3 separate regions of the Homo sapiens genome follow, and regions 2 and 3 are each linked to region 1. The links are chromatin contacts, found by Hi-C or POLR2A ChIA-PET in ENCODE. All regions are on one chromosome and are shown on one strand. The core of a region is the stretch at or near the end of the contact, and the rest is flanking DNA. Distances in the headings are between cores, read along the strand shown. Region 1 holds the start of ZFYVE1 (zinc finger FYVE-type containing 1). Region 2 holds the start of DNAL1 (dynein axonemal light chain 1). Region 3 holds the start of COQ6 (coenzyme Q6, monooxygenase).

Evidence for each region. Hi-C counts contacts between places; a loop is a spot of excess contacts on that map. ChIA-PET counts read pairs that join two places held with the same protein, here RNA polymerase II (POLR2A). Pooled maps may share reads with other maps.
Region 2: a map of CD4-positive, alpha-beta T cell shows a loop between it and region 1 (3-fold over the local background). The contact joins the promoter of DNAL1 here to the promoter of ZFYVE1 in region 1. A Hi-C loop is called at or near these places in 1 of 168 maps with a recorded cell type or tissue (CD4-positive, alpha-beta T cell) and 8 of 50 pooled maps. POLR2A ChIA-PET finds 5 or more read pairs at or near these places in 1 of 52 experiments (activated T-cell).
Region 3: a loop to region 1 is called in a pooled map, with 23 times the contacts of the local background. The contact joins the promoter of COQ6 here to the promoter of ZFYVE1 in region 1. A Hi-C loop is called at or near these places in 1 of 37 single-sample maps with no recorded cell type and 7 of 50 pooled maps. POLR2A ChIA-PET finds 5 or more read pairs at or near these places in 1 of 52 experiments (naive thymus-derived CD4-positive, alpha-beta T cell).

What each region holds. Positions count from the first base shown.
Region 1 is chr14:73,025,666-73,028,425 of GRCh38, forward strand. It overlaps ZFYVE1 (zinc finger FYVE-type containing 1), which reads right to left and starts at 1,441. Exons shown (of 12, transcript NM_021260.4): 1 at 1,261-1,441. RefSeq lists a silencer at 1,144-1,353 and an enhancer at 1,584-1,783.
Region 2 is chr14:73,643,507-73,646,621 of GRCh38, forward strand. DNAL1 (dynein axonemal light chain 1) reads left to right here and starts at 1,480. Exons shown (of 8, transcript NM_031427.4): 1 at 1,480-1,536. The coding sequence starts at 1,534.
Region 3 is chr14:73,948,954-73,951,784 of GRCh38, forward strand. COQ6 (coenzyme Q6, monooxygenase) reads left to right here and starts at 1,349. Exons shown (of 12, transcript NM_182476.3): 1 at 1,349-1,542. The coding sequence starts at 1,380. FAM161B (FAM161 centrosomal protein B) reads right to left here and starts at 1,141. Exons shown (of 9, transcript NM_152445.3): 1 at 1,020-1,141. The coding sequence starts at 1,073. RefSeq lists enhancers at 1,031-2,031, 1,048-1,107.

The sequences.
Region 1 (2,760 bases), core at 191-2,690:
AGCCTGGAAGACAGGGCAAGACTCCCTCAAAAAAAAAAAAAAAAAAAAAAATCTCAAAATTGTGGCTAAAGCTCCTCCTCTTGACAACAAACGCCACCTCTAGGCCCAAGGCATTTAAGAGACTTTGCTGCTCTATTTCCCAGACTGGAATTTTCTGTTCATTCAGATATTAAATTCAGAATCTAAATCACTAAGTGAGTAGTCCTTGGAAGGACAGCCCTCTGCACCCCCACATGCATCCCACAATTGGGAGGAGTGGAGAGGCCTTCACAAAGCTAATGAAAATGTAATAATAAACTTTAGATCTATCAAATACCTGGGCCGACCTGGTTAGCCTTGTAACTGGATTGTTTCAACTCTAGCTAGATGTATATTAAAGACTCAAAACTTAGAAACAATAGTAACAATTTCATCTTTAAAAACAATTTTTTTACACTGTAATTCTTCTGTCCCTTCTTTCACTAACTGAAAAAAAAAAAAAAAAGGAGCAACAGGAGACAATTCCTCTACTTTGACCCATGGCAAAGCCAGGCCTGCAGTGAATCAAAACAAATAATTTTTCTCTTTGTCACTTAAAAACTAACTTAAAAATAACTTCAAAATACGAAAAAAGATAACTGGGGCAAGAAAGGGGCTTTTGTCACTTTGACAATTATATTCCTAATTCCCCCTAGCCTTGACCCGCATTCCAAGGCCCCGACAAGGTGTAAAGCCCTGCCTTTCTGATAGTCACTCCTCCCCTACAGTAATCAATCTATCAACCTTATTTTCAGATAAACAAGGAAGGCGAAGGGAGTGACTAGGGGATCTTATTTACTACAATCTAACCTCAGACATGCCCAGCCAGCTCCCAAAACAGAAACAAAAATCAAACTTGTCACAATTGAGAAAAATATAAAATCAACCTTCAAAAGTACACCTCACGCCCGGCCATGTCAACCAAACATTTTGCCCACTCGGGCCCCCACCTCGACACCTCTCCCCAGCCGGGGGTTCCTCACCCTTCCTTCCACCCGGACACCACCGCCACAACCCGAGGGGCAGGAGCGGAGCCTAAGAACAAAGAAGGTCCCCCAAAATCCCCCCCACGCCGGCAAAACCCGGAGCCGAATCCATTGTTTATACCACCCCACCCCCACCCCCGCCGCACCCGCCCCCCCTTCCTCCCGAGGGCAGCCTGAGCCCCAGGACGATCACTCGCCCCGCGCTGGGCCGTGCCCTCCCCGCCCTGCCCTGCCCGCCGCGGCCCGGGGATCCCACCACTGAGAAGCTCGGCCGCAGCAAGGCGGCGTCGGGGGGCCGCAGGGCGCCAGTGGGGGCAGAGGCTATTCCTCAGGACACCGGCAGATCCATCCTCATCTCCATCTCCGCCACCCTCCTCCTTCGTTGCCTCCCGGGCTTCCTCCTCTCCTGTTGTCAGTTGGGATCAGCTGATCGGAGTGAACTTCTCCCAGCTCGGACTAACAGGAAGGCGTGAGCGGTGCAGCCCAGAAAGGGAGGAGCGAGAGAGGGAGGATCCCGGCGCCAGCAAGGGCGTAGTGCGCACTGCCTCCTGGGAGATGTAGCTCCTCGAGGCGCGCTCTCGCCCCTCATCCCGGAAAGGAAGACTCTGAATGACTACAACTCCCAGTACTGAAGAGGCTGCTCTTGCGAGGAGGCGGTGGGGACAGGCTACGGAGGATTTCGGGACTTGGAGTTTTTGCATTGAGTGTGGTGTCCGCAGGTTTCAGCACGTTCTTTTGGGTTGTAACTGGGGAAGGCATGGTGCTACATTAGAGAACTGATGTAATAATGTCTAGTATAAGTGGGAAATGGTGAGTCAATTAATTTGGATTCAAGTAACCTCTTGCACACCATTCCCTCAGAAACGTGTGAGCACAGACAGTCTCCACCTTCCCAATTTCACTTCGCAAAAACTAAGGAAAAGACCAGAAAAAGTGATAAGAGGATATAGGTACTCTTGGGAAGTTTTTGTTGTTTTTCCCCCCTTGGCAAAGGACAAAATTACAACGAATTTAGTTTTAAGATCTCAGTTGGCTTTATTGCGACTCTAGGATCAGGCAACACTTCATTCCAGAAAGTGGAGTGAATGTTCTGATGAGCTGAGCAGGAGAGGTTGGCTTTGTAGACAGAGAAAAGCTTGAGGAAGCAAAAGCAAAGAACAAAGAGCATATTGGTTTCTTTCTTTCTCTTTCTTGTCATTCTTTTCTTTCCTCTTTCTTCTCTTTTTTTCAGTCTTCTCATGGGACCTTGACATATTGGTCACTTCTAAGCTACTTTCCTTGGAAGGTGAGGACAGAGAGACAGAACAATAGAAAAATAACTGATTAGTTGACATCAGTTACTTCAGGCTACTTCTTTTGTGTAAGGATTACAACAGAGGGAGCTTCATTATCATGCAACATTAAAACAAGCCTGTTTGGGAAACTGGCTGTCCTTATCCCTCTTTCCTGATTTCTCTGAAGGTCAGATAACAACTTAGCTTGGGTTTGGTAACAACTTAGTTTGGATTTGGTGAGGTGAAACTTTAGCATGGGTGACTCCATTTTTATTTTAGCCAGGTCTATTGGGGCCTGGTGCAGGAGTTTAGTCCAAAACAAAGGCCTCCTATCATTTTTACTTAACACCCTTCAAGGGTATTCTCCAAGCCAACCATGAATTTTTTTTCCTACCTATTATTTTTCTGATCTTTCCTTCTATAGTTTCAGAACTTCTCAGGCTGGGCGCGGTAGCGCATGCCTGTAATCCCAGCACTTTGGG
Region 2 (3,115 bases), core at 230-2,729, 620 kb after region 1:
CCTCAAATGATCCTCCTGCTTCAGTCTCCCCAGTAGCTGGGACTATGGGTGTTGTACCACCATGCCTCGCTAATTTTTATTTTTTACAGAGCCAGGGTCTTGTTACGTTGCCCAGGCTGGTCTTGAACTCCTGGGTTCAAGGGATCCTCTTACTTTGGCCTCCCAAATTTCTGGGATTACAGGCATGAACAAACTGCACCAGGCCACTATGTATAATTTTAAAGGAAAATCGTACCAACTATTTTGTTTGGTAACTTCTATTTTTACTTGAAATATGACTATCTTTGGATGTGAATAGATGCCTTTCAGCAAGTCAATTGTACTTTTTTAGTGTAAGTACATTATTGCATTGGATGTTCAATACTACTAACCAATTTTCTCTCTCTTTTTGTTTGTTTGTTTGTTTGTTTTGAGACGGAGTGTCACTCTTGTTGCCCAGACTGGAGTGCAATGGCGCGATCTCGGCTCACTGCAACCTCCGCCTCCCGGGTTCAAGCAATTCTCGTGCCTCAGGCTCCGGAATTGCTGGGACTACAGGCGCGTGCCACCACACCCGGCTAATTTTTGTATTTTTAGTAGAGACGGGGTTTCACCATGTTGGCCAGGCTGGGCTCAAGTGGTCAAGTGGTCCGCCCTCCTCAGCCTCCTAAAGTGCTAGGATTACAGGCGTGAGCCACCAGTCCCGGCCACCAATTCTCTTTTGTTGATAATTGAGTTGATTTTTTTTTTTCTATTAAAGCTTTGAACATACATCTCTGTGCTCAGGATAAAGTCCTGGAAGTGGAACTGCTGGATCACAAAGGGTGCAAAAGTTTTTGAACAGCCAACAGCCTTCCAGAAAGGCTGTATCAATTATAAACAGCAGCGTATTTGTGTGTCCCTACTTCACCATACCCCTAGCAACTCTATGAATTATTATTATTGTTAATAATTTTTAGCTCATTTGGTAGGTGGGGAAAAAAAGACACCCTGGTGATTAAAACCAACAATTTGTGATATTTAAAATGTGGAACCGAGCTTTCAGCTGCCTCTGGCTCCCTGGAGGATCCGGGGTAAAGAAACATAAAATGGGTGGAGTTTGGCTCTGGTATTCTCAGTGGGATGGGATGGAGAGGGAAATTACAGCAAGCCGCTTATTCTCCCCTCGTCCGGAAAAGGGTGGGAAACGCCATCGTTAGGGCAAAGGAATTAAGAACATTATTTTATGAAAAGGGTAGTTGTTAGGGGGACGTTTTAAGGTTTTTAACTTTAGGCGGACAAGTCACTACAGATCAGCTGAAATTGCTTTCGGTCCTGACTACTCCTGTGCGGGGTTAAGACCTAAGGAAGCAAAAGGGCAGCCAGCAACAGCCGGACGGGAGGACCCCGGCGGCCGCCACGCAGTCCCACAATGCCCCGCTCGCACCACCCTGAGGGCGGAGAGAAAGGACCGCTGCCGGGGATAGGGCTTCCGCCGAGAGCGCCGAGAAGTGCGCACGCGCACTGACCCCGCGGGCCCTAGCAACCAGAGCAGTGACAGTAGCAACCGCCGGAATGGTGAGTACCTTTCGGGCCGCGTAGCCAAAGCTGAGAGAAGATTGGGAGTGGAAAAGGGTGACTGTGGAGTGTTGAGGGTCTGGGGGTCCTTGAACAGCGGAAGGGAGCCGGTAGCTGACGCTAGCTCTGTGGAGTCAGGGGCCCGAGGCGAAAGAGAAGCCCTGGCCGGGGGTGGTCTGTGGTGAGGGCGGCCTGGGGTGGATCGGAGGTTGGGTTAAGGTGGAGGGACTCAGACAGGAGAAAAGGGAGGGCGAAGAGCAGGAAATTCTCTAAAAAGAGCGTATTGGAGTGGGAAGGGTGATGGGAAGGAGAGTGTAGATAAAGATATCTCTTTACATAGAAGTAATTTTAGTGACCCCCCCGTCGAGATGCAGGGAGGGGCTGGTTACCAGAGGGTTCTGTATAACACGGATTGCAGCAGTTTTCGTAACCTGTGATGTACCCAGGTTGCCTTCTGAATGACTACGAGGGCAGTTATTAGGTGACACTGTAAAGCACACTCTGATGGATATATTAGAGCAGTGATTCTCAAATTTCAGTATGCATAGGTATGGGCTTGTTGGAATGCAGATTGTGAATTTTTAATATGATTGGGGGTTTCAGGAATGTGCATTTCGACAACACACCTCAAGTGATTATAAAATTGGAGGGCATCCCACCACACTGAGAAATGCTGTTGCCTTAGGTTTGAAATCTACCAGCTGTCTATCCAATGAGAGCTCTTTATGAAGTAATGGTTTTACCTAGAGATGCTCCTCAACTCTTACTTGATGTGTTCACTCTCTTGCTTACATACTTGGTAGTTCTAACTAGTCGTTTGAAAAGGATTGCAGACCCAGCCAGAGCTATTGAGCAAAGTATGTGATGTCCTACTGGATAGAGATGTTTATGAAGAAGAAGCATAATTACTTGTCTTCTTTTTGTGATTCCAGTGCTATATAAGTGGGCAGAAATTGAGCCCAGGAGATGGAAATGATGAGGAAGTCATGCCTGCCCTCAACAAGATGAAATACCACTCTTTAAAAAGTAGTTTCCCCCCTGCTTTCCTTACTTTGTTCCCCAAGCAGTTAGCTGAAAATCACTGCCAAGGAAAGTTAAAAGTTCTGGAACCTAGGTTTATATTCAGGTGAAGAAAGGCTCAGACCTAAATATTTATGAAAGTATGAACCATGGTGATTGTTGAAAATCTTCAAATAGAGAATCAGAACCAGTACAGTTATAAGTCACTTAATGATGACAGGGATACATTCTAACAAACACATTATTGGCAGTTTTGCCTTGCAAACATCATAGAATATGCTTACAAAAACCAGATGGTGTAGGCTATTGCTCCTAGGCTACAAAGTTTTACAGCATTTTACTATACTGAATACTGTAGGCAGTTGAAACAAGGTATTTGTGTATTTAAACATAGAAAAGCGGCCAGGGTGTGGTGGCTCACACCTGTAATCCCAGAGGCCTGTAATCCCAGCACTTTGTGAGGCCGAGGCGGGCAGATCACCTGAGGTCAGGAGTTCAAGATCCACCTGGCCAACATGGTGAAACTCCGCCTCTACTAAAAATACAAAGATTAGCGGGG
Region 3 (2,831 bases), core at 99-2,598, 920 kb after region 1:
CTGTCGCCAGGCTAGAGTGCAGTGGTGCAATCTTGGCTCACTGCAACCTCCACCTCCCGGGTTCAAGTGATTCTCCTGCCTCAGCCTCCCGAGTAGCTAGGACTACAGGCGCGCACCACCATGCCCAGATAATTTTTTGTATTTTTTTGTTTGTTTGTTTTTGTTTTTGAGAGAGTTTTGCTCTTGTTGCCCAGGCTGGAGTGCAATGGCACAATCTCGGCTCACTGCAACCTCCACCTCCCAGGTTCAAGCAATTCTCTTGCCTCAGCCTCCCGAGTAGCTGGGATTACAGGCATGTGCCACCACGTCCAGCTAATTTTGTATTTTTTTTAGTAGAGACAGGGTTTCTCCATGTTGGTCAGGCTGGTCTTGAACTCCTGACCTCAGGTCCCAAAGTGCTGCATTACAGGAGTAAGCCACCGCACCCGGCCAATTTTTGTATTTTTAGTAGAGACGGGGTTTTGCCATGGAAACCAGCCTGGTCTCGATCTCTTGACCTCATGATCCGCTTTCCTTGGCCTCCCAAAGTGCTGGGATTACAGGCGTGAGCCAGCGCGCCTGGCCAATTTTTTTTTTTTTTTTAAATTTTTAGACGGAGTTTCACCATGTTGGCCAGGCTGGTCTCGAACTCCTGACCTCAGGTGATCCACCCGCCTCGGCCTCCCAAAGTGCTAGGATTACAGGCGTGAACCACCACGCCCGGCCAAATTTGGGGAGCAATTTTCTTAATCTCTTTGTGCCTCAGTTTTCTCTTCTACAAAAATGAGACGACAATTGTACTACTGGTCATAGAGTACTAAGAGGATAAGCGAAAACTGAGTGACATTGCCTATCAAGAGCCTCGTATAAAGTCCGAGAGGTTCAGGTCTGTAAGTCAGAGTCCGCCTCCTGGTCCCTAAACGCTCATTTTAATCCCACGCCCCTCCGTGACACGCCCCTGCTGTCTGTCTCCAAGGCAACGCCCAACAGTTTCCTCTCCGGGATTCCTTTCCCGGGGGCAGTCTCTTTTCTCTCCTCACCTGACGGCTCCCCTCCGCGCCTCCGGGGGCTCCCTCAGGCCTCCCCACGGTCATTTCAGCTGGACAGAGGCAGCAGCGACAGTGACAGCGATAGTGGCAGCAGCGGTGGCAGCGAGAGCTATGCGGGGCCAGGGTCCACCCCTTTCTAGCTTTGGCGTCTGGTTGGCTTCCAGGGCAGCCTCCGATCCATCCCGCCCGAGGAGGCAAGGTTCGTTTTCCGATTGGCCTATTTTCTCCGCGCATTTTATTTCCGGTTCTGAGGACGCCGCGGAAGCGGGACGGGATTGGAGTGCTCTGCTCCGGACGCACTACGTAGGTGGGCCTGCGGGAGTTCTGAGTGCGACGGCGCAGGTCTGCACCATGGCGGCCCGGCTTGTCAGCCGATGCGGGGCTGTGCGTGCAGCTCCCCACAGCGGCCCGCTGGTGTCCTGGCGCAGGTGGTCCGGCGCCTCAACAGACACCGTGTATGACGTGGTGGTGTCGGGTGGAGGCCTGGTGGGCGCTGCCATGGCCTGTGCCTTGGGTAAGCCCTTCTCCAGGCTACTAGTGGCCGGAAACCGGGCCGCGGAGGCACGATGAGAGCCGTGAGAGCCCTAGCACGACTTGCCCAAAGACAATTTCTCAGGTCTCGCGACGCTTCTCCCCTCCCCTCCTAGAGGAACCCCAGGGCACGCCGGAATGCGTGTGGTCCTTCAGGGTCCATTAGGGTCAAAAGTGGGAGGGGCGTTCAGAGTCTGTTCTACTCATGGGAAAACAGGCCTTCCCGGGGTTATTTATAAATGAGAGTTCCAGTTTCTCCAGATCCTGGACAGTACTTGTCATTGTCTTTTTGTTTATAGACATTCTAGTGGGTGTAAGTAAAGTGGGATCTCCAGGTTTTGACTTGTATTTCCCTAATGATTAATGATGTTGAATATCCTTTCATATGTTTATTGGTCATTTGTATATCTTCTTTAGAGAAATGCCTATTCAGACCCTTTGCCCGGTTTTTAATTGAGCAGTTTGTCTCTTGAATACTGTGGTAAGAGTTATTTTTATTTTTTGAGACAGGGTCTTCCGCTGTGCCCAGGCTGCAGTGCAGTGGCACGATCACGGCTCACTGTAGCCTCAACCTCCCTGGCTGAATTGATCCTCCTGCCTCTGCCTCCCAAATAGCTGGGACTGCAGGAATGCGCCACCACTCGGCTGATTTTTGTATTTTTTTGTAGAGACGAGGTCTCACTATGTTGCCCAGGCTGGTCTGGAACTTCTGGGCTCAAGCAATCCACCTGCCTCAGCCTCCCAAAGTGCTGGGATTACCGGCATAAGCAACCCTGCCTGGCCATTATTTTGTTTATTCTGTATAAGTCCCTTATCTGATAAATGACTTGCAAATATTTTCTTCCATTTTGTAGTCTTTTCACTTTTTTTTTTTTCCCTGAGATGGAGTTTCGCTCTTGTTGCCCAGGATGGAGTACAATGGCACGATCTCAGCTCACTGCAACCTCTGGGATTACAGGCTTGTGCCACCATGCCTGGCTAATTTTTGTATTTTTAGTAGAGACGGGGTTTCACCATATTGGCCAGGCTGGTCTCGAACTCCTGATCTCGTGATCCACCTGCCCCTTCCTCCCAAAGTGCTGGGATTACAGGCATGAATCACCATGCTTGGCCCATTATGAGATTTTTTTTTTGTGATTTTTTTTTTTTTTTTAGCTCATCAGCTATCATTAATATTAGTGTTTTTTTATATGTGACCCAAGACAATTCTTCCACTGTGGCCTGGGGAAGCCAAAAGATTGGACACCCTGATCTAAGGGCAGCTGTTCCACC